2 separate regions of the Mus musculus genome follow, and region 1 is linked to region 2. Evidence: chromatin loops called from intact Hi-C (ENCODE). Cell type or tissue: gastrocnemius. All regions are shown on one strand. Links, peaks and the distances in the headings refer to the core of each region. The heading gives the core; the rest is flanking DNA.

The links. Peaks named below come from ENCODE experiments on the same cell type or tissue, not always from the same donor. Only the 100,000 strongest peaks of a DNase experiment are listed, where the experiment ranks them.
Region 1: a loop joins it to region 2, with 4 times the contacts of the local background. A loop is called at or near these places in 4 of 42 quality-filtered maps.

What each region holds. Positions count from the first base shown.
Region 1 is chr1:155,839,300-155,855,236 of GRCm38, forward strand. Cep350 (centrosomal protein 350) reads right to left here. Exons shown (of 38, transcript NM_001039184.1): 38 at 5,665-9,428. The coding sequence ends at 9,264. Among named protein-coding and RNA genes, the nearest start is that of Gm51652, 19 kb to the right of the region's middle. In gastrocnemius, for the core only: no CTCF peak of the experiment used is centred there; a DNase peak (open chromatin) is centred at 4,208.
Region 2 is chr1:155,786,303-155,802,239 of GRCm38, forward strand. Qsox1 (quiescin Q6 sulfhydryl oxidase 1) reads right to left here. Exons shown (of 12, transcript NM_001024945.1): 3 at 9,049-9,094; 4 at 8,244-8,346; 5 at 5,892-5,982; 6 at 4,679-4,824; 7 at 2,996-3,130; 8 at 492-621. Among named protein-coding and RNA genes, the nearest start is that of Qsox1, 19 kb to the right of the region's middle. In gastrocnemius, for the core only: a CTCF peak has its summit at 5,784; DNase peaks (open chromatin) are centred at 5,813, 9,550, 9,666, 10,656 and 1 more place.

The DNA.
Region 1 (15,937 bases), core at 3,690-11,689, 52 kb after region 2:
CTGGGGATCTGATGCCTCATGCACCAGGCATGCATGTGGTACACAGAAATATGTGTAGGAAAATATCCATACATATAAAATAATAAAAAAAAATAAAACTTGCTATTTGAGTTGCTGACTTGAGTTTCATTAAAAACAAAACAAAACAAAACAAAACAAAAACAAAAAACAAAAAGGTGTTACAAGTAGAAAGAGGTTTAAGAAGCCTAAATTTCCAAACTTCCCTCAGCTCCTCTACTTTTGTCCTTGTGGGAAAGGCAATCATGTTGGGCTTCCTGCCCATGCATGGGAATATTAGAATGGGCCTTGGACCGGTAACATTCTTTCTAAAGGTCCCACAGCACATGCTGGGCTACTAATCTCATGAGAGTATATCTCTTCCTACCTAAGGTCAGTGGGACTCCATGTTCTACTTATACACGCGTGCCAATGGCTCCAAGCATGCCACCGGCTTTCTGCTGGAGTAGGGCCAAGGAGAAACTCTTCCACTGCAACCTGAGTGGGGCACTGTGGCCATATTGCCCACATTAGCTGCAGAGTGGATCTGCTGGCCCTGGAGGACCAAGGCATTGCAAAGGACTCTATCTAGTGCATGGCCTCTTCTCTGCTTAAGTAAACGTGGTGCTACTTTAATCATGCCATCATCCTCCCTCCCTGCCCTCCCTGCCCCATGTGTTGTCTGTCTTGGATGACTATGAATAATATATTGGCCTTTTCCTTGGCAGGTATATTAATCACTCACATTAGTGTCTATAGTAAAGAGCCATTAGAGAAGAGACAGGGTAGTGAGATGGCTTAGCGGATAAAGGTGTTTGCTGTGTAAGTCCAGAGGACTAAGGTACATTCATGGAACTTATGTAAAAATGGAAGGTGAGCAATGATTCCACAAAGTTGTCCTCTGACTACCAAATGCACACTGCGGCATGTGTGTCTCTCCCCTACACCATACACTCACACGATAAAAAAAATACATTTTTAAAAAGTGGAACTGAAGGGGCGAGAGAGATGGCCCCACAATTGAGAGTGCTTGCTGCTCTTGCAGAGGACTGGAATTGGTTCCCAGCATCTGGTGTGTGTGGGTGGTGGTGCTGGTGGCATAGAACTACCAATAATTCCAGCCTCAGGGACTTCTGGCCGCCACCACTACCTCTCCACACAAATAAAAATAAACTTAAAAAAAAAAAAAAGAAAAAGACAAGTGGGTTTAAAAAAAAACTTAATGAAATATTGCAGTTGAAAAGCTAATCTAACAAGCAAGCAAGCAAGCAAACAAACAAACCAACCAAAAACAAATCAGTGAAGTCCTAGACACAACACAACTGTATGAAATTGCCAGCATGCTCTGGACATACAACATGGCAAAGTAAGCTATATCAAGCAGGTCATGGCCATTTTTTTCATGTGAAACTTCAAGTGACAATAACATGGGACTGCTGGTCACAGGTGCCTCACCTCAGTGGACACATAATGCAAATGTAAGCTCACCGATCTATGTTATGCAGACCCAGAGATGTCATCATGGCTTCAAAAACTCCTTTAGTCATATGCTCAGATACAAAAAAACAAAAAACAAAAAACAAAAACAAACCATTTCAATCTGAGCAAGACACCACAGTCATGGTCCAAGCAATAGCACAGTCAACAGGATCTTGTCACATAAAACGAATCTTCTGCAGTTTGTCCCAGATAAGCGGTGTGGTGAGATGAAAAGATTGGAGAACCTAATAAGTACACAAACACAATGAAAACCCTGCCTAACAAAAGCCATCTGAACATTAAACACTGTCCCATGCTTGGAGCAAAAATCACTAGGTTAAAGATGTTAGAGAAGCCCGAACTTAGAGGGGAATGGTAAGCAGCTAGAAGTGTTATGCTGCCTTGTGGAATCCTATTGCAGGATATTTGATCACATTGTATACCCTGAGATTGTGTTATTAACTGAAAAAAAAAAAACCAACAAAAACTGTTTCTAGTTGTGGTGTGGCTCAGCCCTAAGCACACATCTTTAATCCCTCTGGTTGGAATATAAACACACCCTTAGTACATACCCTTAGTTCCAAACAATAAAGGTAAAGTTAGTTTGTAGAAGGAAGCACCCATGTTTGAAAGTGATGTCTAATTGAGTGACAGAAAAAGTGATGAATCAGAGAAAGATTTGCCAGAATAGGATCTGCCCTTCTCAGAACAGAGAGGAAAGAGGCAACATAAAAGGAAGCAGCAGAGGTGGACAGGAAGGAGGCAGCTTTGCCAGGAGGGTTTTACAGAGACAGGTTAAAGAGAGAACAAGCTAGACACAGGCAAAGCCAGACTCAGTCAGAGAATGAGAAGGAGCTAAAGATTGTCAGAGTTAGTTTCAGGCCAAGCAGAGCAATTCAGTCAGAGGTGATAAGTTATTCTCTGCTGGTAAATCAATTCAAGCCAGGTTAAAATATGTAAAGGCATGTTTATTGGGAAGCAACTCTTGGGCAAATTCACTGGTCCCAAGGAATCTAGCCAGGAAAGTCACCATGGGGGGGGGGTAAACAGAGGGGAGTGGGAAAGAAAGTATGCTTTTGTGCACTCAGGGAGAGAGAAAATGCAGAGGAGGGGAGAGAGAGAAGAGGGAGACCAAAATGTCTGGATTATGGATTATATAGGGGCTTTTCAGAGAAGGGAGGCCCAGCCTCTGGGCTGGAAAGTTCAGGGTAGAGGGTGAGATATGCCAGCTATAACCTTGTCACAGGTAGAGACTGAGGGATGCTGGGAGAACCTGGAGACCAGATCCACTTTGGTTAAATCCTCACCTCAGCCCTTCCTTGTCCTGGGTCTGAAATCCAACAAGAGGCTGAGAAGAAGCCAAGTTGAGTCAATCAGTTTGGAGAGCTTTTAGCCAGAACAGCTGAGTTGACCAGGCAGCCAGAGTTCAGAAAGAGCTAGAAAGGGTGAGCTTCTTCAGCTCTAAGTCTCAGAGGCTGAAAATACTGTATGCCTAGATCATTTTGTACAGAGACAAGAAGCTTCCAGGAGTAGGCCTAGGTCAGCAAATGGAGGCAGCAAGCCTTGGAGATGAAAATTCCATCAGGCAAATAAATTACTTTTACAGACTCTCAATCACTTACCACCTCTCTACTCTTTTCAACATATTTCCTTCACAGTTGGGATCAGGTCTTTTCACCCCATACCTGTGGCATTTCTGTTTTCAGGACCTTCCTGTCATGAACCTCATGGCAGAAAGTTGGATAGAACTATGGGATATTGGGACTTCTCAGTCACACCAAAGATCCTTAATACCTCAGTGTGATGGGTGACATTCTAGGATATGCCAAGTTCAGTCAAGATATGAATTCTTCTTTCACCTTTTTGGAATTAGAAGGTTTGGGTCAAGCACCAGAGGCAGTGGTCTCTAAGGAAGTCATAGGCAAGAGTGTCTCCTGGGAAGCTCACGGAGGGCTGTGGGAACATCTCACCTATTATTGTGGCAACACCCTGGGAGGAACTAGCACAGCTGAAGGAAGGATTTGTCACTCCAGAAGTCCCACTCACTCCACACTCCCACTCTAAGGCATTGTCTCTACACAATGACTTAGAAGTTCCCTGAACTATCTAGTCAAGGTAGTGAGGGACAGCAGATTCCTCCTCAGTTGTCCACTGGCAGAGCAAGGTGGGGCAGGGGCGGGGGCAGGGGCGGGGGCGAAGGCAGAGGCAGATCTCTGTTATGCACTCCAGGACAGCCAGGGATCCACTGAGAAACCCTGCCTCGAAAACCAAACCAACCAACAAGAACAAGAACCCTGGCTTATTCCAGACACATGCCTTAGTTAAATGAATGTCACTCTCTAGGGAGGGTCTCATCTTCCTGATCTGGTTTTCCTGATAGGTGGTCTCAAAATGAGAGGGAGGCCCTGGCTCCAAGCTGCATCATCCAGAGAGAGGAGGCTAAGCAAGCCCTATCCTCCACGTTTGGAGCTTATTATTTTGTGGTATGTGCTGTGCTGTGCTGTGCTATGCTGTACTGTGCTATGCTGTGCGCTCTTTCAATGAGGGCTAGGCTTTAGTCACAAGCAGTCCCCCTACCTGTGGGAATTATGCTGAGAACAGGCCTTGGACCCAAATGCCTCTTTCTACAGCCTGTGCTAGGGGATTGGCTCCCTGCTTTAGACTCAGTGGTACACTTCCGCTCAGGCTCTGGTGTCTGACTCTTGGCATGCCCCCAGATCTTCGTCTTTCACAGTAATGGGGAGAGATGAAGAGAAAGTCTTCCTAGGGCAGCCGGGGCAGGATGCTGGCAGCTGGTCTCATCAGAGCTAGCTGCATTATAGATCTGCTGGTCATGGAGTTGGGGTGGCTGAGAAATTGCAGGGGCTGGATCTAGAACTCGGCTTCTCCTCTGGCTGTAAGAGAACAGTGTCACTTAAGCTTGGCGTATCCTGTTTATTTTGGGTGACCTTGAATCATACACTGGCAGGCTCTTATCTGCCTACTGATCTTAGCCACACAGCCCAGCCACCTGTGAAAAGAAATTTAATCTCTCTACCTTGCCCACTTTTCTGAGCACCTAGCATGTGATTTCTGAACTCTTCTGGAGTTTCTTTCTGTGGCCGCTTCACCATTCTTGGCTGTTCACTGACAATGCTCCATGTCCCAATTCAAAGTTATAGCAGCTCAGCCTCGCCCTTCCCCACCCCGCCCCAAACCCCAGCCAGCATGTTCTTGTCACCAGGCACATTATCTGGCACATAGTAGGTATGCAGACTTTGTTGTTATTTTTAGTGAGTTGACTGTTATCTGGTACCATTGGGGCCTATGGTTTTCTGAGGATTCCTTAGTGAGGCAAGGGGCTAAAGATACAGCAGACTTAGCCGTCAGGACAGCTGAATGTCAGAGAGGATGGTGGGCCCTTCCGCATGGTGCCACATAATTCACTGTGGGGATTCTTTGATTCTCTCTGTATCTGGCTCCATTCCCCCCAAGCTCTTATTTCCAGACATAAATTACACCCTTCACAGCGGCCCACTTCATTATGTGTAACTTTATGTGCTATTTTGCAAGGTTGAGTAAGACGAGTCATGTGGGAGAAATGGCATTTCCCATGAGTTGGAGGAAGCCCATCAATGTCCAAGAAAAACATAAGAGCCAGATACCCTGGCAGGTTTGAATCCTATCTAAAGAGGAAGCTCAAATAAGAGGGTTGTATGTATTCAAAGTCTGAGGTCAGCTTGACCACACAGTGAGATCAAGTTAAGATTTACCGGGAAATCCTCTCCTGACTCAGCCCCACCATTTTAACACACTCCCTCCCCGAGCATGCGTCTTTTACAGCCTTTGACAGCTTAACAGGCACTGGTTTTCAAAAAAACTGTTTTTTGATGATGCTCCTTCATTAGACTTTACGCTCCACACCTCTGCTGTCTCCCAGCACTAAGCACTGCTAAGAACAGGTGACTCGCTGATTACCTGAGGAATGGACGGGCTGTCAAGAGACCAGGATGCTTAGCTTCCTGTGCTGGGACCTGTGTGCAGGGTCCACAGACCTTACACACCAGCTCCTTACTCTAAGACCTTACACACCAGCTCCCTTACTCTAAGAACGAGTGCCTGAGCTAAAACAAGAAATCAGAAACAATTCAATTTCAGAAGAACTCTAAACTTGGCTCATGAGTAGAAAAATTTACACCGGACATGGAATTAATTTATAAATCAATTTATTTACAGATTTCATCTTAAAGTACATTTTAGTTAACAAATCTATGTACATGGGTATACATGGGACTTCATCCCAGTTATTTTACAGAGCGTACTTACAAACCACACCCTAGGGCTTCTGTGCAGACGTCTAAGGGCTGCAGGGGGTGACTATTGGCTGAAGATGGCCTGATGATCAGGCTATTTACACACACACAGTAAACGGGTTTATTTTTCATGTCTGCACAGTACAGTACACACGAGGAGGCTGAGCCCCCTAGAGAATGCTTTGCAATGTGTAACCAAGAAGGCGTTGCAAAGTCCAGAAGGAAAAGCTTTTCCACAGCTTAGTTACAACAACGGTGCTTCCTTTACACCGGTTTACACTTTCTTCACATTTTTATAATACAAAGATTTTATTGAATTGCTGCACAACCAGTTTAAGATGATTTGTAAACATGTAAATTCCTACAATTTGCATTAAACGGCATTGTAGTTTCTATCACTTGCTCTTTGAATTAATGTTTTATTCACTAGTATTCTTAAGGTAGTAAAAGGAAGATGTAAGTTTGAATTTCTTGCAGAAAAGTTATGAGTCTCTAATGCTGTGCTACAGAAATTCTTTTGCAAGTACACACTTTATTCAAGTATTGCAAAAAGCTAAGGCCACTTTTTTTTCAAGACAAGAAAGTGAACAAAATTGTTTTTATCAATAGGCCACAACACTCTTATGAGCAATGCAATCTCTTTTGAAAGACAATTTCTCAGAGACCTGTAGTCACAGAAGGAAGTCACCTTCCTTATAAACTACTTTTGAGCTCTTTCCACTTTTCCCTAGAGTAAAAATTCCTGTTTAGACCTGAAGAGGGAATCGATACCCTGTACTAGTTTAACCCAGAGTTAACTGCCCTGGATAGCACAAATTGTTTGGACTCAGATGTCAATCTGAAGCCTCCATGGTGGTTTACTACCAGGTACTGACAGTGCTATACTAAAAGGTATTACTGCAGATGCAAAGATCGTTTAGAGGAATCAATGCAGACAGACAGGAGGGCGCGGGTGTAGGGGAGGGGCAAAGTTAGGAAGAGGGCATTCTTAGGTTCTTGGTTATGAGGCAGAGCTTCATTAAAAAGACCCCAGTGTGGACCGAGTGAGTGGCTGGGCAGCCACATCCATCATTCCTGACCCTAACAGTAAACCCACCCAGTTAGATCCAAATAGTTAAAATAGGAAGAAACCTGTTAACTCTATAGACTCACTTGTTTTTGCTACCAAACTGGAGCTGTAATTGCTAGCAAAGGAGGAGACTGGCTTACTCCCGCCTCGCATCTGGAATGCAGGGTTCTTGGATAGTGAAGACAGCTAGCGGAGGTTAGGACGGCCACTGCCACGATCTCGGCACTGTCCAGGTCGCTGAGCCTATGGACTTACAGCAGTAAGTTTTTCCTTTTCTGGCATGATAATGTAGAGAGTAAAAGATACACTGTCTTATTAAAAAATTAACCTCAGGTCCAAATAATGAAGACATGGAAAACAACCTATATTCCTATTATAATTTGATTTTCATTTATAAAAAAACTTATAGCAGCTGTAAAGTTCAGTTTCATAAAGACAATATGATCCTACAAACAGTCAAGGGATGGACACAGATGTCTCCTGTCTCCTAAGGAACACAAACTGAGGAGAACTATCTTTGCTTTCATTGGCCACATGAAAACTATTTCCACACTACTAAGAACCTCGAGAAACCTTTCTTCTCTTCGTCAACCTGCTCATTATGGCTAAAGACGACAGCTCAACAGCAAAAGCACAGAAGAGATGCTGATGAGACACCCACCTGAGCATTCAGGAGACCCAATTGGAACAGTTCAGTGCTTTCTTATTGTCAAGAGCTAGCACACCAGTCACTGTGCAAAATGCAAATATCCAATGATGGTTTCAGCAAATGTTGTGTAATGACAGGATGAAACGCAAGAGGAGTGACGTGTGCAGAGTGAGACATCAGAGATGCAATGGCAAGTAGGGAAGGAAGATGCAGAAAAGAACAAACGTGCATACTTAAGGGTTACGCTGTCTTTGGGTTTTCTAATGTGTTTTGAAGCCATAATGTCCAGGGTGTCTGTAAGTGTGACCCCAGCGGATGTCTTACCATGCTGTTCTAGCCGCGACTGTTAGGGTTAAGGCATTTACACACACGCCTCAGATCATCCTCATTCCCTGGGATTAGGAAGGACAGGACTGATGAAGAGAAACCAGTCAAGAAGGCAGGTGCTAAGGGCCCAGGAGAGCACCAGGTGCTCAAAGGTAGCAGCTGGAGTCTGGAGATGTTCCTCAGATGCAGGTAATGGTTGTAAGATGCAATGCTGCAAGAAAGGCAGGATAAACTTTAGTCTTTCGAGTCCTGTCCTGTCCTGCTGCCCGGGTGACGGTGTAAACGTCTGTTGTCTTTTTGATGAACTGAACTGACTTCTTCAGTGTGTGTATAGATTTATTAAAACTGCAGCTTTCCTGTGCGAAGATTAAACTGTAGAAGCTTCGAGACGGAGGTTTACAATGATGAGAATCTTTCACTTCTCAATAGGGACACACATTTTCAACTTAATAATTTACCTTAAAATAAATTAAAAATATTCCACAGAGCCAAACAAGCAGGCAGACTCTGGACAGGATCTTCTTGTCTTTGGTGCGCCACTCATTTTCTAACTCATTCAAGTAACAGCACTGACTTCTGCGGGAGAGATGGGAAGTCAACGTTTGAAGGCCAAAATGAGGTCTTTCCACTTTTGCCATGCCTGGATGCCTGAGATGGTCCTGAGTATCTACGATTCTGAGAGCAGCTGGTAGAGGTTAGGACAGATGAGGAGAGAGCAGGGGTGGGACCAGGGCGGAGGAACAGCCCGCAGCAGTCCTGGAGCCTCGTCTTCACTGGGTTCTGCCCAGACAGGAAAATTAAACACAGTGCAATGGGTTATAGTTTTTAGGTGGTGCCCAAAGCAAAGCTCCCACTTATTTCTGACATCCACTTGGTGCTGCTTAACTTCAAGAATGGAAGAAAATGGTCTTCAAGAAGAAATAAACTCCAGAATGTAAAATAGGCAGACAATCTTGCGTTTGCCTATTTTAAAGTGGTTATGGGTTTAATACTGTTCAGAGACTAGCATGTCCATTTGTGAGTTTCATTGTATAGACCAGGATTATGTTTTGAAAGTTAAAAGAAGAATCTATGTACCTCTCTTTCCTGCGGAGACGCAAGTCTCATGAGGACACTCAAGCTTTGTCTAAGCTCAGAGGTCAGTCTGGTGTTCTCAGCCCTCATCTGAGACCTAGTAGGTATGGGTGCTAATGAGGTGATACCAAGTCTCAGCATCAGAGTATAGCCCTGCCCACGGGAAAAAACCACGTAATCCAGTGGACAGTCTGTAAAGGCAAAGGCTGTAATACCAGATATACCACATTGTCCCATGAACTCCAAACCAGCAGTCCATAAGAACAGGTTCAAGGTCCAGAAGCATTCTTGCTATGGTGGAGATGGGGTGTATATCAGAAGGCAGAAAGGCCCAGGACTCATGTTAGCACTCAGTGTTCGATTTATTTGCAAGATGTCACACAAGTAGCATTCTCCCCTGCTTTTCACTGATCTGATTGAGAACATCAATAGTATCTTTGATCAAGGTCTCAAAGATCCCATCAGCCAGCTGCATCTTCACACACAACTCATCCTCATCATAGTTCACCCACTGTGCCTCCTCCTCGTGCAGCTCCTGGACCTGGATGTTAGAAGGCAATACGTTAGCAAGCCTGTCACCCAAGAGCTAGGAACTTACACCTCCCATGTACAATGTGTCCCAAAGAAATCATGTCAATACACCTTTAAAATTAGCATCGAAACTAAAATAGCTCCATTTGAACATGCTGGTATTCCAGCATTTTGTAGATAAGAGAGATAGACTGATTATAACCCATGTCTGTGTTAACACGAGTGAGTGCACACAGGAGCTTACAGGAAAGAGAAGCAGCAAGTTTAGATGGAGCCCTGCAAAGGAAAACTCTACTCATCCAACAGAAGTACCATATCATCCTAGAGTACTGGAACTCAGTGACAGCTAGCAATGGTGGCTGGCGCATACCTCCTGTGACTCTAGCACTTGGGAGGCTGAAGCAGGAGAATTACAAGTTCAAGGTTAGCAAAGACTACATAGGCTGCCTCTCAAAACAAAATAATATTTTTTACAAATGCTCAAGTTTATTTTTAAATTACTGTTAAAATTATTTTCTTTTTTGCATTTTTGAACTTTTGGAATTCCTAGGTAAATGAAAACTAATCAAGTTAGAAACAACGCCTCCACGCTTACTGCTTGCTTATTGTTTTAGCTTTCCTTGCTATAATTTTAAATAACTATACTCCAAGACCACAAACATTGGCTCTTACAAGTGCAGTAGGAAATGACTGGGATGGAGATCAGGTAGAAGGAGCCCTAAGTTGCAAACTCATCAAAACTAGCTGCATTTCCAGGATCGTTAACTACAAGTCTAATGACAGAAAAACCAAGGGAAAGTTCCTGATTTGTCCTGACATGGGTGTCATCTTGGGAGAGGCAGGGTAGGTGAAATGGGGAACTAGTTAGTCCTCTACCTCCCTTATGAAGGAGCGACATGACTTGCAGAGGCCACAGCACCTGGAGGAGGAGAGAAGGCAGAGCAACACGTGTGTTCCATGTGCACACCTCTCTGTGTTGGGCCTGACACACCAAAAGGCAATGACATTACTCTTTCTCTTTGGAGGAAAGCTCACAGGTCTTACAAATATCTGTTCACCAATCTGCAGCTGTGAAATGGATGGCTCTATTGAAGAGGGCTCTATAACCAAATAAACTTAAGGGAATTCCTCAGTGAATACAATGAACAGCATACTAAAGAGAGTCTATCCTCAAACTAGTTTAACCCAGGTTCCTGTGTTTACTAGGCCACAGAATTCATTTAATATATAAGAAATGGATCTACCCTACCAAGGAACTGGTATGAAGGCCAACCTAATGCTGTGTGTACTGGGGAAATACCTTGCTTAGAAATCTAACAAGTACGTCTGCGTAAGAGACTTCACCTTCTCAGTCTAAGTTACACACTTCCCCTTTTTGTAAAGAAGGTCTCAGTCTTTAATATGAAATCTGTTAAATATTTCTTTGTCAAAAACAAAAGTTTTGAGAATTCTGTCCTATGAAATATTTTTTATACTTACAGTAGAAATAACTCATGACAGTATTTGTCATGTCTCCAGTGTAATGTGGATAATGTGGATTCTCCCTCAAATAAACGTCAAGGTTTTGTTGTTGTTTTTGTTTTTGTTTTGAGACAGGGTTTCTATGTGTAGCCCTGGCTGTCCTAGAACTCACTCTGTAGACCAGGCTGGCCTCGAACTCAGAAATCCAACTACCTCTGCCTCCCAAGTGCTGGGATTAAAGGTGTGTGCCACTACGCCTGGCAATCGTCAAGGTTTTAATGACTGCAGAAGCGCTGTTCCTTAAGACCTTGCCAACAGTAACTATTGCTTTTTCCCCAGAGGACAGCAGACTGTGTGGGGCTGAGTGGAGCCCAGCAGCACAGCACAGGCTTGGCATGCCACAAAGTCCCAGGTTCAATCCCCAGCACCACAGATTGGGAATCTTTTCTGTCTTGGAACCAACACACTTCCTTTTTGTCTAACTCTCAGATCAAAGCCCACCATGGTACTACAATGACAGCTATAGATCTGCCTTTTATTTCCTTCTAGTCTTCAGAGTCTACTATACACACACCCATCCAGAGATGTGTGTCTTTGTGTAAAGTACTTAAACAAATCCATTAGATTAAAAATAAAAGTCAAACAGTGACCCCCCCACATGCACAAACTGGGTAAACATAGACTAGACATTCATGTGCGTGCACACAAACACACACTGTAAGACTTCTGAATGTGCAGTGATCAAAAATCAAACACATAATGGCTCAGAGGTGTTTCTGGTATTACATGTCTTACATGACTGTATGGTCTTGGTTCAGAACATACAACATGTGCACTTTGCACTGTGTGACACTATGCCTGTTATACAATCAAAAGGTGTCCCAAACACCTCAATTTAGATGGAGACTATTGTATGTTATGAATTAGTGTTTTCTGATCTTATAGAAAACAGGATAAAGGGAAACAGAACTTTAGTGTTTTCAACTGTTAACTCCTTAGCATGTAAGTATCAACTCTTTGGACTATATTATGTTTGATTTTTAAAAGTGCTGTTTGAGTTGTTGACTTGAGTATCATATAAAAAAATCATTAAATGAATTTTGGCTTTAAATTAGAACAGAATTTCCAACAATTTCTGAGGTGGTTCAAAATATACTTCTGCCATTCTGCACTATGAGTTTATGCAAAGTAGTGCTCTTAGCATTGAGAGCTATGAACTCAAAGTATCAATCAACTCTGAGAAATGCTGCAGATGCTCTATGTCCCACAATATAAGATAGCAGCCAAGATTTGATTCTCTATGTGAATAAACAAGCACACCCACTTCAGTAGCATGCAGATGTGTCTTAATCTATGTTAAATTTATAGCTACACACACAGGAAATGCTTGAAAATCTTTTACTTAGTATCAGTAAGTTTTTGGTTCATATACCTATATACCCAAGACTGCAAGAAGATTTCTCAAAGTGGGGAGAGTACGAAAGGGAAAAGGTACAGCAGGGAAATGCGAAGAGAATGTGGTCAGGGTCTTCATGACATCCTTGTGAACAAGCTGGCAATCAGGTCATATGCTGTCTGACTCCTGGAAGGACTTCCTGCCTCCGACCTGTTGGAGCCTTTGTGCTTTCGTTCTGCTCCCATGCCCTCCCACCATCAACTGTACTCTGTGCATCTGTCTGTCACTAGGCTGTGAGCCCAGAGAACTTTGCGCTGTAATTTACTCTCCAGTGCTTAGCACAGTGTAGAGAAGGTACTTGGTCATTGTCTGGGATACAGCTCTTTTTAGTGACTGCAGAACTCGTGGTTTGGGTTTTTTTTGAGATGGGTGTCACTTTGTAGTCCTGGTAGGATTCAAACTCATGGAAATCCTCCTGCCTTAGCTTTCTGCATGTTGGGATTATAGGCACATGAGTACCATGCCAAGCTCAGTTCTTGTTTTTCAAACAATGACTTAGATGGAGGTAGGCATATCAATTGCAGATAGTACAAACCTAGGAAACATAGTAGATATTTACAAAGAAGGAACCAACAAATGTGATAACCTGGGATGATGGCCAAATTTCACAAGATTAAGGGCTTGGAATATAGATAGGATTGGGGGTGGGATGACCCAGTGGGGTCTTCATACTGTGATTCTAGTCACTCTAACAACTATCAAAGTGCCTGAAAACAAATCCTGGGCTTATCTCTTTGAGTCTAGCCATAGAGGCCAGAGGGGAAGGGAGGATGAGGAGGGGAGCCCATCAAGAGATTCAAATGGCTTTTACTTCAACAGTTAAACTGTAACTCCTGTCCTGGCCTCTCCTGGTTCCCTGCATAGGGCTTCTTGTTGCTGATAACTCTTGCCTTTACTTCTCCTTCACATTTTTATCTATGCCTGGCTGTAATACTAATAGCACTATTGATACACTTTTGGGGCCCCGTAGACAGGCCTACTGAATGGGTGCTTCAGCTACTACCATATTTGATGACTCTGACGCAGCAGAAGCCAGATTTATTTATCACTTCTGAGATGGCAGTTATGGCTACTTTGGAGGAGTCAGCAACACTGGACAGGCAACTCAGGGCAGGGACACAGAAGGCAGCAGTTCTAGAAATGGCCTTGGAAGGGATGCTGGTTTCTCCTCTCCTTCCTGACTGTAAGCTACACATGAATTGGGAACTAAAGCTCTAGGCCAGGTCTTTATCCCTTGTGATGAACAGCTTTGGGGTTGGATCTCTAGGTTTTCATGACAGCAATGGGTTTCATCTATCTATCCCCTACTGTCAGCTCACTCCTAAATGATTTTAGGGTTATCATTTCAGAGTTGGGGAATGTTACTGTAAAACTGAAATCTACCTCTGTGTGGAGACACACCTCAGCTCTCCTCATTCAGCTGGACAGGTCACGGACCTGGCTCAGGGAGCACCTTGGAGCACCAAGGAAGGAAGATGGTGCTCTCTTCCTTCCTACCGTCCCTAGCCACTAGCCCGGTCCCTGTCAGCTGCCAGGAGGTTTGGCTGTGTCTATCTGCCTTTCTAGTCCTGGAGCTGACCTCCATGCAGGCTTATCTCAAACAGCACAGCATGCTTTCCCCCTTCTCTTCTCTACATGTAGCTCCTGGGCAACTGTGAGAATTACAGACTGCCTGGGCTGGAGTTCAAATTCTAGTAAACTGTTATCAAGCTTTTAAAAAAGAAAAGGGGGGCGCGGTGCAAGCTTAAGGATCTGAATTTGGATCAGTAGTAAAAGCAGGGCGCAGCTGCACACCTGTAACTCAGTGCAAGCAGAGGTAAAGACAGCTGGGCCTCGGGAGCTTGCTGGACAGCCGGTGTAGTCAATCAGTAAGTGAGCTCTAGGTTCAAGTCAATGAGGCACTTTCAAAAAGTAAGGTCATTAGCAATAATGGAAGATGTCGGTGGACAAACTGACATGTGCATACATGAGAATACACCACAATCTTAAAAAAGGAAATTGTAGTATTTGTATAAAAAGTGAATCTAGAGAAATCAGACTAGTGAAATAGGCCTAACAGACAAAAATATGGTCTTCTTTATATGTGATCTTATTTCTGCATCACAGACATAGGAAGAATGAAACGATGTTGGTCAAAGGGTACATGTCCAACCAGATGTAGAGTAAAAAAAATAATGCACTTTATGTTTCAAATATCGAAGTAAAATTTAAATGGCTTACCATTAAAAAAAAAAGGCCCATCCCTGGGTGACATAGCTCCTCCAATAATGCCACCCATCCCAAACCCTCCCAGTCTACCAACATGCTACCAAGCATGCAAATATATATGAACCCCATTATGGGGGCCATTCTCATGCAAACACCCATGAGGCTGAAGGCCTGGAGTCCCAGCACTAGAAAGACTAAGGGTAGAGGAATGCTACAAGTTTGAGGCCAGCCTGGGGTACACAGTAAGAACAAGCTTAACCTGGGGAAACTCTGTTGAGAGGGACAGACAGATAAGCAACCAACTCCCTAACACACACAAATAAAAATTAGCTGTCAAAAATGTCAGATTCAAAAACCAGAAAGACTAGGCATAGTGGTTCACTCAGGAGGCTGAGGTGGGGGGATTGAGATGAGATTATTGCCAGTCAGGTTCACATAGTAAGATCCAGTCTCAACATACACAAAGTTCTAGCAAGCCTAAGATAAAATTCTAATACAGTGATTAAAAACATTGGATTAAACATAAAACACATATATAATGTAGATAAAAATCTTTTAAAAGGAGCAATATCAAGTACCACTCCCCCAAAAATAAAAGGAGTGGGGCCTTAACAGTGGGGAATGCTGAAAGTACTTCCCAGAGGAAAGGAGAGCGGTGGGGACAGCAGGTGAAGGAACACCACGGGGAACTGGGGACACAGCAGGACATTTCCATATCTGAGCAGACATGCCTGCACATAAGAGGAGTAGAGTCCTGGATGCCTGAGGAACAAGAGAGGTCAGATGGCAGTGACATAGGACCTTCAATGACTCAGTTGCTCAGGTCAGCTGTCATCTCAGACCACCATACTCGGCTTCCTTTTTCAAGTAAGAAAGGCTGAGGGCCGGGCTGTAACTCTGAGTGCCCAAGGCCTGGGTCAAGTCACCATCAGCAGCAACGAAAAAAGGCAAGAGTTGAAACAGACAGTTTACCTAAAGACCCAGAATCTGAAAATCAGACGTTAACAGGATCCTGAAGGTTGTACTAACCTTCTGGCAGCTACCTCAGACTGCAGAGAGGCACAGAGAAAGGGTATTATGTTACGGTCCACTCTCTTCCATACCTTTGAAACATTTTTATAAGTAAGCATGTAAGATTTAGCAAAACAGATAAGAATGGACTTTAAAAAGGAATGAAATTACAGCTAAATAAATTCTTGTGAAGATTTTCAAAACTTGGTAACAGGCAAGGCAAGACACTCCCTCTCCCACGTGACTGTCATGTTTATAGCTGCAGCCACAACACTGTAAACTCTGCACACACCCAAAGGCACGTCACTTCTGCTAATATAAGGAAATTACCAGAAACGTGCAAAAAATACAAAATTTTCACTACAGCAGAGGACTGGTTAAAC
Region 2 (15,937 bases), core at 5,015-13,014:
TAACCAAAAGCTTCACTCTGAGAAGTAGCCACCTTTCTGAGACACTACCAGGGAACGCTAGGGAACTGGGTAAGCCTGAGGAGAAAGACAGCAGAGCAGAAAGCACCCCTCTTCACTCTGGCGGTCCGAGGTCCTATCTCCCAGTCATCATGGCGGGGAGTAAGACACCACAGTCTGGGGCTTAAGTGAGGTAGAGAACACAGGTAAGCAGGCAGTCACCATGACTGAGGAGAGTCCCAGGTATTGGGATATCTGGCCGTGTGTCTCTCCCCTCTGCTCTACAGGACAGATGGTCTCTGGTCACGTGGGGCTGGTAAAGAATACGGCTATAAGAGGAAGGCAGACGCCTATGGGGGCCCGGGCAGCTATGGGCCCAGGTGTCCAGTCCGACCTGAATTCTCAAGGAAGGGACTGGTTTGGTGTCTACTCTCCAGAGATGCACACTAATCACATATGAACTCCAGAGACAAAGGAAGCCGGGGCCTGCTCACCTTGGCCAATACTGCCACAAACTTTTTCAGGGCCACCAGGCGCTGTCCCTCCAGCACTGAGAACTTCCCCACTTCTACACGCAAGATGTAGTGGAGTGCGGACTCCAGGTCGGCCATGTAGATCTTGGAGCTGAGGTTTAAGAAGAAGTGGAAAGAAGAGAAGCATTAGCCTGAGAGCAAGCACTAAAGGGACAGAGCGAGGGAGCACTGCTGACGTCACAGTAATGCGTGGCGTGTGGCTCTAACAGCGGTTTGCTGAGTGCCCTGGGTGAATAATTTCTCTAGACCTCAACCCTTCCTCTGTGTAACAGGCAGAGTATACTGCTTATAGGTAGGTTGCTAGGAGGACTGACTGAAAACAGAGAAACCAGCTTGCTACAGGTGGGTGGGGCCTTCTCTCCAGGCCCAGAGCCAGCTCCTCCTGTAACTCACCAATCAGGCTCAGTGTGTTCTGAACAAAGACCCTTGGGGCAGACACACAGAGCATCGGTGCCCACACACAAGGCTCTGGGAAAGCTAGGCTCTCTGTGAACGTGGAAGGCCAAGAGGTTAGTTGCCCACCGAGGCCAGGCACTGGGATGGTGGAGAGATGGGTGAGGAAACACATTGCCTAGCTCTTTCAGGGCTCATATGCACCTTGCTGCTAGACCCTGTGAGGTCTAGCACCTCTCCAGCCAGCTGTCCCATCCTTGCCCACCATGCTTCCACGGGGGCAGCTCAGGTACTGCTGGGAACAGCGCTGAATGCCAGCTACTCACTCCCCTCTGGCTCCTGGCTAGGTTTTTTGAGCTTAGGTACTTCCTAGCCCCTGGGTTCCTCACCTGTAAAGCTGACCAATCATTCTCCTCTTGATGGGACAAAGCCAACAGGGCCAACTGACAAGATGACCAGTGAGCACTCGCACTTCTTCATTCTCAGCCAAGTCTCCACTGTGGTGTCCCTGAGCCTCAGTTTACCTCACTGTCCCCATGTTCTGCCTCAAAAAGTGGCTTCCTAGGGCTAAAGAGAGAGCTGAACACCTGCTGTTCTTTCAGAGGACCTGGCTTCAGTTCCCAGCACCACCCAGGTGGTTCATAACCTGTAACTCCAGCTCCAAGGGATCTGATGACCTCTTGTGGCCACAGTACAGATATATGTGTAAATAATACAAATGTACATTTTTAAAAAGTGGCTTTCTCCCAGCTGTCTGAACATCCCCCACTTAGAGAGTCAGTACTAAGCTGCCTGGTCAGACATCTTTGCTTAGTGTGGAGCTGGGTACTGAAGCAAGAGGTCTATAGCTCCATCCCCATGCAGGGCATCAGGATGCTTACTAGGAAAGCAAAGCCCAGAGCCTCATAACACGTGGTTCTTCCACACCTGTAACTGTGCACAGTGACAAGGACCACCCAAAAACAGAGTGAGCTCCCTGACCAGGCATTCAGATGAAACTGTGTGACTTCCTAGGCGGGATGCTTCGAGGGACCATAAAGGGTATAATCAGAGACCACATCAGTCCTGTAGGATCAGCTAAGGCAACCATCACGGTTAGCTCAGCAACTGCCTACATTACCCTTATGCAAAGGTGTTGAGCTTCTTTCTGCTCTAAGCAAAAATCTCTAGGGGTGGGAAAACAGTGCACGCGCACACGCATGTGTACACACTACACACACACACACACAGCTCTAGAGAAGCTGGCCCTCTGTGGGAGTGAAAGACTCTAAGGCTGGGAACTGGGACAGCAGAGGGCGCGGGGGCATCAAGGGCAGCAGCTTGTCTTGCTCTCAGAGCTAATGTGCACGGCTGCCAGCCCTCAGGTCTCACACCCCATTTGACAGATCTGAACCCATGGTGCCTAGGACGTGCCTGGCACTGAAGAAACAATGCTTAGGGCAGAAGTTAGTGTAGAACCTCCTCAGTGATCCTCCACGTGGACTCTACTTGCCATTCCCCCAACTCTCTTTCCCTTTCTCTCATTCTCCCTTGCTCTCTCACCACGAAGCCGAGACTGGCCTGGAATTCACAGTCTTGCTGCTGGGGCCTCCCAAGTGCTGGCATACAAGTGTGCAGAACCACGGCTAGCTTCTACTTGCTTTTTGAGTAAAGTTAAGCTTTATATAACATGGACGCTAGCCAGCACTCCTTCTATTATAAAGGACAACGTGGAATGCTGTTTGGTAAACACACATTCGGCACTGGGGTCCTGGCACAAAGATGGGAGAGCCCACATCAAGATTTTTGAGCACGGTCAGCAGTTAGGGATCCCTAAGGACCAGTGTGTATCAGTGTGCTACTCATCGAGATGGTCTCCGAGAGCGTCTGCCTAGGGCGTTCAAGTCCTGGGTTGGGTTCCCGGCAACACAGAGATAACAAAATGAAACAAACAAACCCCAAGGCCAGACTTGAAGGGACACAGGTAGGCTATCCTATGACAGGAACAGAGATAGGCTATCCTGTGACAGGAACAGAGATGAGTAAGGCAGTATTCATGAAGGAAATGTATGAGGAGAACCAGGTGGCCTTACCGGTCTGCAAACTTCCACACTGTGGGTGCTATCTTATCAGCAGTGACTGGGGTGGCTGTGGTTGGGGGAGCATCCCTGGTCAGTCCAGGTAGCCCCCGAAGATAGGATGTATAGAAAGACCTGGACTCCACCAGCCTGTAAAGAAAGAAAATGGAAGTGCTAAGGACAAAGAAAAAAAAAATCACATAGCTAACCAATGTCAGCAGGGGAAATAGGTGGCTCCTCCCACAGAAAGGTGCCGTAAGAAACATTTCAAGTTGGTCTCATCTTGTCTTTGGCTCCTTGGGCCTCACTTGTCCATTCACTGTCCATGGTATAGAAACCCTCTTTTCCACCAGATACGGAACCCCTATCTGGAAAAACAACTGGGCCTGAGAATTACTCAGTGTGCCTTCTGGCTCCAGGCAAGGCCACGGTCTACAGAGACTGAGGCAGGTAGCCACTGGGAACACCATCCATTTTGCTACAGAGAACTGGGGATGCATTCAAAAGAGCTGCTACCTAGCTGTGCAAGCCCAGGGTCCCCAGCACCACAGAGAAAAACAACCAAACAAAGACCACCAGCTTCTGCCCATGACAGGAATGGCTGGGTGTGACTGGTCTCAAGACAGCCACCCTCCCACAAGCTTGTTCCAAGACATCACAAGGTAACATCAGCAGGTGACATCACAAGTTGACATTACTTCCCATGGAAGTCAAAGAGCTGATGTATGATTTTAGACATAATAACAACAGAGAACCAGGTTTGCCCAAACACTCCTGATTTCTCTTTCCTAATACAGGAGTCTTGAAGGCAGGAGCTATCTCCTCCAAAAGGTCTAGCCAAGATAAGCATCAGTGACAGGACGTCCCATGGGAGCCAGCGTCAGGAAGCATGGTTTCCCTGCTCTGCCATCCGGGCTCAGTGTCTATCAGTGAGCAGATGGCTCAGGAGCAGCATCGTCACAAACAATTTTCCCCTCCAGCAACTCCAAGCCAGGGAAACAATGCCTCTTCTTTCTCTAGGACTGGCACTCTCTGGGCTTGCCTGGGGTCTTGCCTTCCAGGCCTTGTGAACATCATGTTTCCTGACTCTGGCTGGCCGGCCTCAGGAGCACTGGTGGACCAGGACAGGGAAAGGGCGAGGGGGCTGCCTAGCCCAGCCTCAGTGTAGGGCGGTACTAACAGCCCCAAGAAGTAGATTTCTGGGTACCTACGGTAGCCTCGATTTCCTTGGCCCCCCAAATTTCTGCCAGCAGGGCCAGGCTGACATCAATCATCTGCCTGAGGAGGGAGGGAGGGTACCAAGGCACCAGCTGGTGCCATTTAACAGGCCATTCAGCAGCAGGCCGCTGACAGCAGCTGAGGCTGCTTCATTGTTTTCTCCTGACATTTTGGAGCAGACTATTGTCTGGCTCCTAATGAACTTTTCTGCAATTAGAAAAGCAGAGGGAGGGAAGGTCCAGCACATCTGAGTCCTCGCCAGGCCAGCACCCCACCAACACATGGCTCTGTGCACAGAGGTGTGGGATAACATGGTCATGGCATGGTGTAGATGGCTTCGGAGCTCAGGGCCGGCCGAGGCAGGAATCCTGAGCTGCAAGGTCGGAGGTCTTGACTCACACATCTGCTTCTCCTACCTGCCTGCTCTTTCTAGTGACCTCTCTGGCAGGAAGAGTGACTGGGCAGGGACGTCACACTCACACAGGCACTCGGGAGACAGAGCCATTCCGAAGCAGCAGGTAACAAGATGGGAAGTCAGTGACGCCAAACTTGTTCACCAGGTCACTCTCTGTATTCAAGACCCTGCGCACTGCCACAGCATGGTACTGGGACAGGTCCAGAGTTACCTGTAGAAGACAGTAGGGTGTGGATGGGGCTTACCCAGTGGGCAGAAGGAACCTGAGTACTAGCCTGGGGCTGGGTAGGCACCAGGTAGCAGCTATGTTCTATCTAGACTTGAAACCTCGAAGAGCAGACCGCTGTGACAAAGTTGACACAACCCTCAGGTTACAACTACCAAATACTGAGGCAAGGGGCCTTGAAACTGTTCAGACCACACACTTTGTGTGTCCTATTCGAGTGCCACCTGAATATGGTAAAACATGGCCAAATGTGGTTTTGTTTTCATTCTTTTTGTTTTGTATGTATTTATGTGTGTTTTTTGTGTATGAGTGCCCCTTCTACATGTATGTCTACATGCTACAAAGGGCATCAGACCCCATTATAGATAGGAGTGAGCTGCCATGTGGTTGCTGGGAATTGAACTCAGAACCCCTGGAAGAGCAGCCAGTGCTCTTAACCGCTGAGCCATCTCTCCAGCCCTGATCCAGCTTTTTAAGTAAATTAGTGACAATTCTAATATGAATAAGCATAACTACTTCTATCCAATAGCTAGAAATAAGGCTCAGACCTAAGACGCTCTTTAAACTGATGGAGAAGTGCAGCCTTCACTGTTGGTCAGGGATCCAGCTTCCTCACAAGGGACCAGGCTAGTTCTCATGTGTCTGCTTCCCTCATTTTTTTTTTAAACCCCAATTCTATGAAGTTAGGGCAGTAAAAAAACAACACAGGTTTTGAGTCAGACAGCACTGTTCTACATTAATAGCTGTGTGATCCTAGACATTTTACACTGCTCTCTTAAGTTTAGAGATTAGCAGCAATGTGTTGGTATCTAGTCCTAGACTCAGTAAATAGCAGGTATTACTTTTTAGTTTCAGAGAGAGAGAGAGGTAAGAGCAGATACCAACGTTTAAAGTGGAAAGGAACTTCCACTTTGTCCCACTTCCCCTGTGTCCCACCAGGGGTCAGGCAGAGCCTGGCTAATAAATGTACAGGGATTAGTTGCCTGCACTGGTCTGAACCAGGCTCTCTCCCGGGGTCTCTTCTGAGAGTCAGGAACGCTGGGGCAGCTCACCTCTCTACCCAGGTAGGAGTCTTCCCTTTCAAAGACCAGGGCCAGGTAATCTGCTTTATTTCTTGTAAAGAATCCGTCGATATCATTCAGCCTGCAAGAGATAAATGGGGCCACTTGCTCTCCATAGCCTGTGGAAATGAGGTAAGACTCCTCCCAGCGATGCATCACTTCCAGTGTAGCATGTCTCCCATAACCCTGTGGCCTCCCTCTGCCAGCCCACCAATGGAAGGAAAGTAAACCCTTAGGTCTCAGAGGATGCGACTCATGCTACCTCACGCTGCTTTATTCAACCCACCTTGGGTTTACTGTTTTATATTTTTCTTTCTGTCCCTTTTACGAGTCAGGGGTAAATGGGAGGCAGGCTGGGGAAGAGAAGTGGTGGGGAGGGTTGCTTTCAGCCCAGCTGTCTCCATGTTCTGGGGAAGGCCCAGGCTTACTGGTTCCCTAAGAGACTGGTGATTAGAACCTATCAAGTGCAAGCCCCGATCCACGGCAAGCCATGACCAGTGGGAGAGCTGCATGTTCCTCTCAGAACAGGAACAAAAAGGGAAGAAGTGAACTAGAGTCCTGGGTGCAGGAACCTTTTAGCTCGAGGTGAGGGAGAGTGAGGCCCAGTTTTCTTAGGTAGAAATGATTAAGAAGGCAAATCCTATCTCTTAACCAGAGAACTAACCTACAGATTGTTTTAAATACTCAGTGAAAACTGTGTCTCTCCCAGAATGTTAAGGAGGACAGCTGAGAAGGCACACAGGTTGGGGAGTCTGCATCTTCCTCTTATCCTCAACCTGGTGGCTCACTTCCCCACACTTAACCCAAGACATGTAGCAAATGCCTCCAAAGAGAAAGGGTGGCATTAGGTCAATGCCAGAACCCAGCCTGGTGGCAGTATGGGTAGATATGACAGACAAGTGGGGATTAGGGCGAGCCTTTGATGGATAAAAGAGGTTCTGTAGCTACCTAACATCAGCCTCTTGGGTGGCATTAGGTGGCCAGTCTCTCTGGCCACATCCTCATACCTACCCTAGGCTGGCAGAGGAGCAAGTCCTCAGCCTTCTGGAAGAGGCAGCTTAAGTTTCAGCACGTGTGTCTGCCTATATTCTTCCTAAGGGGCATCAAAAGGATCACTTAGAGACAGGTTGACAAATGTGGCCACTTTGTTTCTTTTAAGGTCCCCAGGGCTGAAGACACACTATAGTGTGTGTGTGTGTGTGTGTGTGTGTGTGTGAGAGAGAGAGAGAGAGAGAGAGAGAGAGAGAGAGAGAGAGAGAGCTGAGAGAGAGAAACATAGCCAGGAGGAAATGCAGGGAGAAAAGCACCAGGGTCCAGGCTTACAAGCTCATCCTAGATGGATGACATTATAGCTTGGACAGGAACTGTCCCCACAAAAGGCTCATGCGCTGAAGGCTTTAGCCATTGAGAGATGACTGGCTCACGAGGGGTCTGACTTTTAATCAGACTACCCAGCTTATGGATTCCTAGTCAATGGCCAAATCGGGTGGGCCCTAGCTGGAGTAAGTATACAATGGGGTACATGTCCCTGGGGTCTGTACTGTCCTGAACTCTCTCTACTTTTTGAAGTGAGCAGCCTCTGTCATATGCTCTGGCTGCCATGATAGTCTGTATAATCTCAGATCCCAACTGATTGGTCCTGCCAAATTTGGGTCGAAACCTCTAAAGTAATGAGAGCAAACAAACCTTTCTTTCTCTAAATTGTTTCTCAGGTATTTGTTACAGCAGAGAAAAAAGGAAACCAATAACCACCAGAGAGAAAGTCGGTTGTAGAACCCTGGCCTACATTAGGAGTGTATGCTTGGCCCAGGGTCTCCCTCTGTGAGGCTCTCTAGGAAGATAAGGAATTTGGAAAGATAATAAAGGAGTCGCTGTGAAGCTGATTAACACAGGTTGACCAGTTGTCCAGAATCAGTTTCCAAGCAGGGCTTTTACTCTTCTGAACATCCTAGCCTTTTCTTCCTGGTGGTATCAATCTCTTCTGCCCTCTCATCTGTCAGTGGCCTCCCCTGGACTAGGCCAGAGAAAAACCTCCTACACCCACAAACCCTCCTGAGGGCAGTCAGAGGAAGCAGCAGCAAGCACGCTCTGGAGAAGCCCCTCACATACTTTCCTTCCATCCAGAAGGTCAGGCCCTTCGACCCTCAGCCAGCTCCTAAGAGACATGGCTCCTCGACACCTGAAGCAGAAAGGAGTCGCTTGTGGCTGCTCTAAGGTATGTCTGGCACACTGGGGTATCTACCCCACAGGAAGAATCAATGTGGGTCCTCTGCCCTGTGGTTCCCAACGCCTTCTCCATGCTTGAGCCTCATGCCACACTAAGCCTGCCCCAACCCAAAATACTTGGCAGGTTCCAGAGGTGGACAGGCTGGGGGCCATGTGTCACGGTGGGACTCCAGAGCATCGATGAGCCTCATACGCAGAGTCTGCACATTAGCGCCAGCACCTATAAACGAAAACAGGAAGAGGGTATCAGGACAGATCAGACCCCAGCACCCTTGCCAGTTTCAGTCACAAACAAGGGTCCTCACACCAATTCCAAGAGAAAGCACATGCCAGCCCTCTCCTGAGAAGTGGTGAGGTGAGGGCTCCATGGCTTGAAGACTAGCGGGAGGCCCATCCCTGCACACAGCTACTGACCGCTGTTTAGTGAGCATCAGTGAAAAGCCACTCGTGGCTTTCATTCTCTGGAGACGAAAGTGACTCCTTGGCCAATGTTAGCTTTCCATGTGCTGATATGCCCTCGCTCCTCTTCCTGGAAAAGGGGCTCTGAGGCTGGAGTCCTCAGGGAGAAATCCCAGCCCATCACGGCACACAGCCAAGGGTCAAGGATGCTGAGGGCAGAGAGGTCTCCCTCAGAACTGGCCACGGGTTTGTTCTTTGAACTCAACCTCGTTTTGACATAACAGCTGTTCTGGGAATGTGGTGCCCCACTCTCAGACCTAGGACTTTGGATGGGGCACATCTGAAGGGCTGCTCAATGGGCTTTCCTGGCTTTTCTGCCAGGCTCTCTGAGAAGACATATGGGAAAACCCAAACAGACTTCACTTGGAGACCCTGCTTCACCCTGTGGGAACCTGGGTAAAGGCAGAAGAGCTGGAGAGGATGCTGGCCATGCCAACACAACAGCCGGAGTTAGAGCACCCACCTGGCAGTGTCGCTCCAGAACCGTTCTTGGTAAAGGCCTGAAAAAACTGAGAACAGACAAGGGTGAGCGGTCAGAGGTGGCACTTGAGCTGCTTAGGGACGACTTCTCTTTTGCGCCTCACTTTATTCCCCTGTGATGGACTTCAGGGAGGCTTTGTTCTGCGATGCTTCTCTAGTGTCCTGACATTCAATTCTTTGCCAATGCTTAACGCACCCTTAGAACCTGAAGGCAGCAGCTCAGGAATGTAACTAGAGACCAACTCCACAAAAGCTGGCCTCTGCACGTAGTTCCTGGAAGCCGTTAAAGCGAACAGTGAAGTCACTGGTGGTCTCCATGCAGACCATCTGAAGAAGGAAGTGACTCCTCGGCCAGTGTTGGCTGCCCGTGTGCCGATCTGCCCTTGTTCTATTTCCTGGATAGAGGTTCTGAGACTGGTATCTTCTCAGTGAGAACTCGCTGCCCACCCATCATGGCACTCAGCCAAGGGTCAAGGATCCAGGACAGGTCCTACTGAGCGGTAGACTCAAGCCTACAAAACCAGGACTTGTCGCACACATCAGCCTCTTTCGACATCACGATGTACTCTTTCCCAAGTGTGTGACATCCTAGGCCTAGTGTGTCATTGGGGTGAGAGGTGAGAAGGAACACTGGGTAACAACCTGGGCTTCTGGCCAAGGGGCAAGATAGCTGCAGGCCTCTTACTTATGGCCTCCTATCCTGAGAGAGAATGTTGGTTGTCCTGGGAGACAAGCTATCTGCAGAAGAGCCTGAAGGCTTCTTCTTTTTGCTAGCAGGAACACTTTTTTTGCAAGTTTACTCCTCTATCTCCAACTGCAAGGCCTCAGCTTTATCCCAAGCAGCTGATTAGGTCAAGGCTATAGGGTCTGGCAGAACTGGTTTCAAGACCTGGCTTTGATGTTTTTGTTGTAACCTTTGAAATCTTTCTGCTTCTCTAAACCTCAGTATTCTAATCTTTTAAACGAGATATAAAATTATATATATAATGATATCATATATAAAGTGGTACTACCAGCCTAGAACTGTTATACGACTCAATAATCAAAAACTGAGAGTAATTAAGGTACAGGAGCCAGTACATATAAAAACTGACTCATTAAATGTCAATTCCATCACTATCACTCCCTCCTATACACACCCCTTCAGCACCATGAAATACTGACCAGCTAGGACTGGTCTGTTCCATATGTGTGTAGACAGGAAGGGAAAATTCACATGAGAAACAGACCACAGTGGCCAACCATCCCTTCCTGTGATTGGCTGCTTCCTATGACCTCACTGCCTTCCTCCTGCTCTCTACTCCACTCTTTTTTCAAAATACAAATGCAATACTTTATTCATGAATAAAAGCAGCTCATTTACATATGTCACAATGTGCCCATGTCCTTGATAGTTACTGAACAAATCCGGACCTAGTAAAATTATTATTCTAATACTTGTAAAATGATGACAAATTTCCTGAATTGTGACATGAAATGAGGACACGGGTTTCTAAGAATCTTTATGGACAGACGCTGCTGCTCAGAGGCAGGGTGGTCTGCTCAGCATGTGACAGCTGCTGTGCTCACTCTGTACAGGGAGGACAGACTTCAGCTCACTGCTACACCTCTCACACCGTGGACCAGCCTTTGGTGGTGTGCCTTTCTCAGAGCTACGGAGAACAACATGGTGCCTCTCCTTCATCAGCTGACCCAAGCCCTTTGTCTTAAAAGGTGCTGGTCTCCTCCCAACAAAAAGCATCTCCTTGAGCCTAAATTTCAAAGCTCTAATCTATCACTGAAACTCAAGAGTCACTCAAGAGCCCCGCCCACAGACTGCACAGCTAAAGGAGTTCTGGGCCATTATCAACCTTCTCGGTGTTCAGACGCTTCCAGCTTCCTTCTGGGATGGTATCACCCTCTGAGAATGTGGCTCCCATATCTCGTGGACTTTGGAGTTTTTTTCCTACCAATTAATAACTTTCTCGTTAAATGTTTTTTCTACCAGCCCCTTTTCTAGGCTACAGAGAGATCCGTAAACTGAAAGACAAAAGGGAGGAAGGGCAGGCCTAGAGAGACCTCCTTTCTTCAGTCTCTGCACTTCCTGTTCCCCTGCACTGACAAATGTCTCTTCTGCTCCCCAGACATCTCTGCCCTGCCTCTGAGCCCACCGCTCAGCTAAAATCATCCGGCAGAACCGAGTGGCGATTCTCTCTAGCTGTCCCAAGTTGTCTCTCTGGTGCTTCTCCTGCTCTTGGCAGTAGCTGCTGGCTGCTTTCCACCTTTCTCCATGGCTTTTATCTTGTTTTCATACACATATTCTTGAAACTCTCTTTTCTTTTCTGTGTAGCCACCCTCCCTACTTTGCTGCACAGACCAGCCCTTCTCAGCTACTGTTAGCCCTTGTCCTGACTTCATTCTGTGCCACTGCCATTAATTTCCATCTGCTGCTCTTAGGCTCTCCTGCTGCTCCACATCAGAGCAGATCATTCTGTGTTTAAGGTGCCCTTACAGGCACCATCAGGAGGAAAGGGCTCCGTTTATACTTTCAAATGAATGAATGAATGAATGAATGAATGAATCAAGAATAAACCTACTGCTCTCTGTTACCAAGTCATTCACTTTGTCCAACACATTTACTATCTGAGCCTTGTGTCTCTCGTACTTACCTGTCCTAGACTTCTGGTTCCATCTGCTAAGCTCCACGGAGGTGTGAAGGCCCCGTGCCTACACACCAATGCTGAGTGAGCCCTCCTTCAACCTCTGCCTGCACCTGTGCCTTACCTCACCCAGCAACCAGTCCTCCTCCCTGCTGCCCACACTGGCATTGCCCTTAGCTACAACCCTCATCCAGTTACCTGGCAAGTTCTGCAACTCTGCATTGGGGATAACTCTCCAACAGCCCAGGGCCAACAGGAGAAAACTGAGGCCCTGCTCTATTACAGTAGCTCCTGTTTGCTTTCTCTTCATGGGTCAGGAATGTCAGTTCTCAGCTGGGGAGGGAGGTGGCTCAACAGGCAAAGGAGCCTGCTGCCAATGTGAAAGCCCGAATTTAATCCCGAGGTCCTAGACGGTAGATGGAGAGAACTGACTCTTGAAAGTTCCTCTATCCTCCAAATACATACACACACACACATACACACACACAAATACACATACACACACACACAAATACACACATACACACACACTAAATGAAAATAAAAGAAATACTATTCTCTCAATCTGTTCTTCAACTGTCTTGCCACTATGTTTCCTTCCCCAAGGCATAACTATGGGAGTCTTCTTCAGCTCTGCATGAAGGGTGAGCAAGATCCTAACTCAATACATTCAAGGCCTTCCTTTCAAGATCTGAACCCAAACTGACCTGCCACCATTCCACACACTCCTACTACAGTGAACTTCAACCTGGACTTTCCATGCAGTAACCACCATGGTGGTTTGAATAAGAAGGCCCCATAGGCTCCTATGTTTGAATGCCTAGGCACCAGAGAGTGGCACTGTTTGAGAAGGATTAGGAGGTGTGGTTTTGTTGGAACAGGTATGGCCTTTTTTGGAGAAAGTATGCCACTGGGGGTGGGCTTTGAAGTTTCAAAAGCCCAAATCAGGCCCAGTGTCTGTCTGTCTGCTTGCCTGCCCCACTCTCTTTCTCTGTCTGCAGATCAGGATGTAGCTCACAACTACTTTCCAGCATCATGCCTACCTACATGGCACCATGTTCCCCAGTGATGATAATGGGCTAACCCTTTAAAACTGTAAGCAAGCCCCCAACTAAATGCTTTCTCTTATAAGAGCTGCCTTCGTCATGGTGTCTCTTTACGACAATAGAGCAGTGACTAAGACAACCACCCACCTGACTGACTTAGGCAGTACTCACAGCTTATACATTGCTGCAAGCCCCCCTGTGCCTGGTATCGATGGTGTCTAGCACACTCAGCTGCTTAGCAGACCTGTGTCCAATCCAGCAATGATAGCCCTTTCATCATCTTGAAGGCTCAAGTGGAAATCTAGTCAGGGCACATTTCTGTCCTCAGGAAAATGTATTCTCGTTAAGTCAGCCATGGAGGTGTGTGCCATCTGAGGTCAATTACCCTTGAGAAAAATCAACAAAGCATCCAGGACTGAGTCTTTTCTCTGAGAGCAGGCAGCAGTTCATTCATTAGCATTCTCTCTCTCTCTCTCTCTCTCTCTCTCTCTCTCTCCTTATTTTATGTGTATATGTATTTTACCCACATGCGTGCATATATACCATGCCTGTGTCTGGTGCTTGCAGAGGTCAGAGGAGGGCAATGGAGCCCCTGGGGTTCAGGATGCTTTTTAGGCCACCATGAAGGTGCTGAGAACTGAACCTGGGTCCTCTGCAGGAGCTAACAAGGCTCTTAAGTCATTGAGGCATCTCTCCAGCCTGCTGCTGTCTTTTTAATCCGTCACCATAAAACAAGACCCAGGAAGGAGCCTCTGCCTCCCCTGACTGTGGAGCTGCTCCTGTGAGGCTCTGGTCTTTCCACAACAGGACTACTGTTAGCACAAGGCAAGACACCGGGAACCAAAAGCACAAGTCCCAGTAGTGACTGGTGGTGGCCCTGGAGCCAAGTGTATAGGACAAGTTCTCAGAAACACAATCAGGTCTTCAAGCATTTCATAATGAGCTCACAAAGAGTGACAGCCTTAGTTACTTAATCTCCGTGCTAGGAAAGATCAGTGTAAAAGGTGTCTGGAAGCCAGCGGGTGACAATGGAGAGGGGAGCCCATGTCCACTTCTCAGAGAAAGGAGACACCTAAGTTGTCTCTCTCGTCCTGAGAACTCACCCTCGAGCTACAGCGTTCCAGTAGGAGCTTACAGAGTGACAGCCCAGGCTCTGCACTCTACAAGTGTGCCTGGCTTCCAAGGACCTGCCATTCCTGGGCTCCTACTCCCTTGCCTCACCTTGCCTTCAACATGAACCTGAACACCATACCACACGCCACACCACATAGTTCAACTCACAATAAGCCCTAGCTCTCACCTTCCTGCCCATGCTCCTCTGTCCTAGTCAGACTCCACCCTTCCTTACACACATCTGGAGCCCCCTCCCACAGGAGGTCCTCTTTGATGAGCAGGTGAAGACTTCAGGAAGAGAGGCCAATTCCTCCAGCATTTGCTCCCTGCCTCCCAACCAGATGTCCATCTGTATCCTGTGCCAGTTGTTCCTAGCCTTTCCCCCAGTTGGGAACACAGCCCTGTGCACCCAGGTGACAGACCCATCAACAGATGCTATTTCAGAGTATTCCTAGGATGTACCCTCCACACAGAAACTGCCATTAGATCAGGGAACAAGAGGAGAACTAACATCTACCCCCCCACACACACCCCAATGCCAGTGCCCGGGCACTCCCACAGGTAGGACCTTTCTTCGTACATGGCAATCTTATCAATAGACATCAATAGTCATCTCAGAGAGAAGACTCTCTGCTGTACTTTTCCATGTAATTCTCACTAAATAGGCTTTCCCCACATGATGAGGGGACTGCTCTGGCCTAGGGTTTGTTCAGCCAAAACCTACTACCAACTCAACTCCCAAAGGCATTCTGCCCCAGCCTAGTGGGGACCTGATGGAGCAGGATCCCCACCTTCAGGACTAGGTATTTTCTAAACTGGCTGGGCTAGTGGAAGTTTAACACATGCGCATAGTGGCAAGGTGCTGAAGGCAGAGAAAAAGGACAGTGACACATGTCACTTACTGTGGTGGCCAAATTTGTGTGGGTATGTCCCCATCATACCAGCAAAACTCTCTACATGTGAGGATCCCTACCCAACATTGGTCCTCACCTAGGGCTCTCTCTCCCAGCCTCACGGGTAGGGAGCAAAGACAGGCCCTGGTCCCTACAGGGCGCAGGCAGCCAGCCAGTGGGGCCATCTGGCTAGCTGGCTGACTTTTCAAATCTGCTCTGCTTTTTAGGGTGCCTGGCCAAGGTGTCTACAGGCACTTTAGGCTTTCATGAGCAAGACTTTGGAGACCTGAAATATGTGTGAGTACTGTTTTAAAACACTCTATAAGCAACCTAGTGGTCAATGTAGTAAATGACAGCCAGTATTTTTTTTTTTTTTTTTTTTTTTTTTACCCTAACAGAAAATATTAACTTTTGCTTTAGCAATAGTTAACATACACCAAATTCGGGATCACAATGTAATATATATATGTCTTATTGCAAGCCACAGGAAGAAATCATTTCAAAGGTACTGCCTAGAGTCTTTTAGAGTCTAAGAGCAGAGGCTTACCGACAGCCTGAACCATTTGGCCACAGATAGAACTAAGCAGTAGGCCCCTCGGGGAAGCCATGGGAAGCCTTGCCAAGGGAGACCAGACAGAGCTTAGGAAATGGACATTTGTCTACTGAACTGGCCCAGCCAGGTGTTACCTGTCTGGAAACAGGGGAAAGCCAGCGCGACGGACCGGGTGAGGTTCCTGCCAGGCTGGGCAGGTAAGGTGATTAATCACTTGAGGCATCCAGGCTGCGTGTACTTCGTGACTTAGGCAGGTGCTGAGGAGCCTCCAGACCTGCAACCATCTGGGCTTCCTCCTCACACCCAGGTGCCTGGCTCCTCCCTGGCTGAACAGAAAGCTCCCTGTGTCAGCCCTACAAAGCCCTGACTGCATGTCCTGAATGCTCTCCCTGTGGGTTAGACAGTGTTGAGGACTCAAGAGAGAGGAAACTGCGAGCCTATGGAGGATGGCTCTTGCTGCCACCCTGGCGTCCCCACAGCTTTCCCACTTAGCACTGCCCACTCTGGCTCTGCACAAAGACAGAGCACTCTCACGGAATTACTATTACCTGTCTTGGGGCTGAGGACAAGCAGTGTCCTTGCCAGGGAGATTTTCTATTTAAAGAGGTGGCTGATGGGCTGGAGAGAT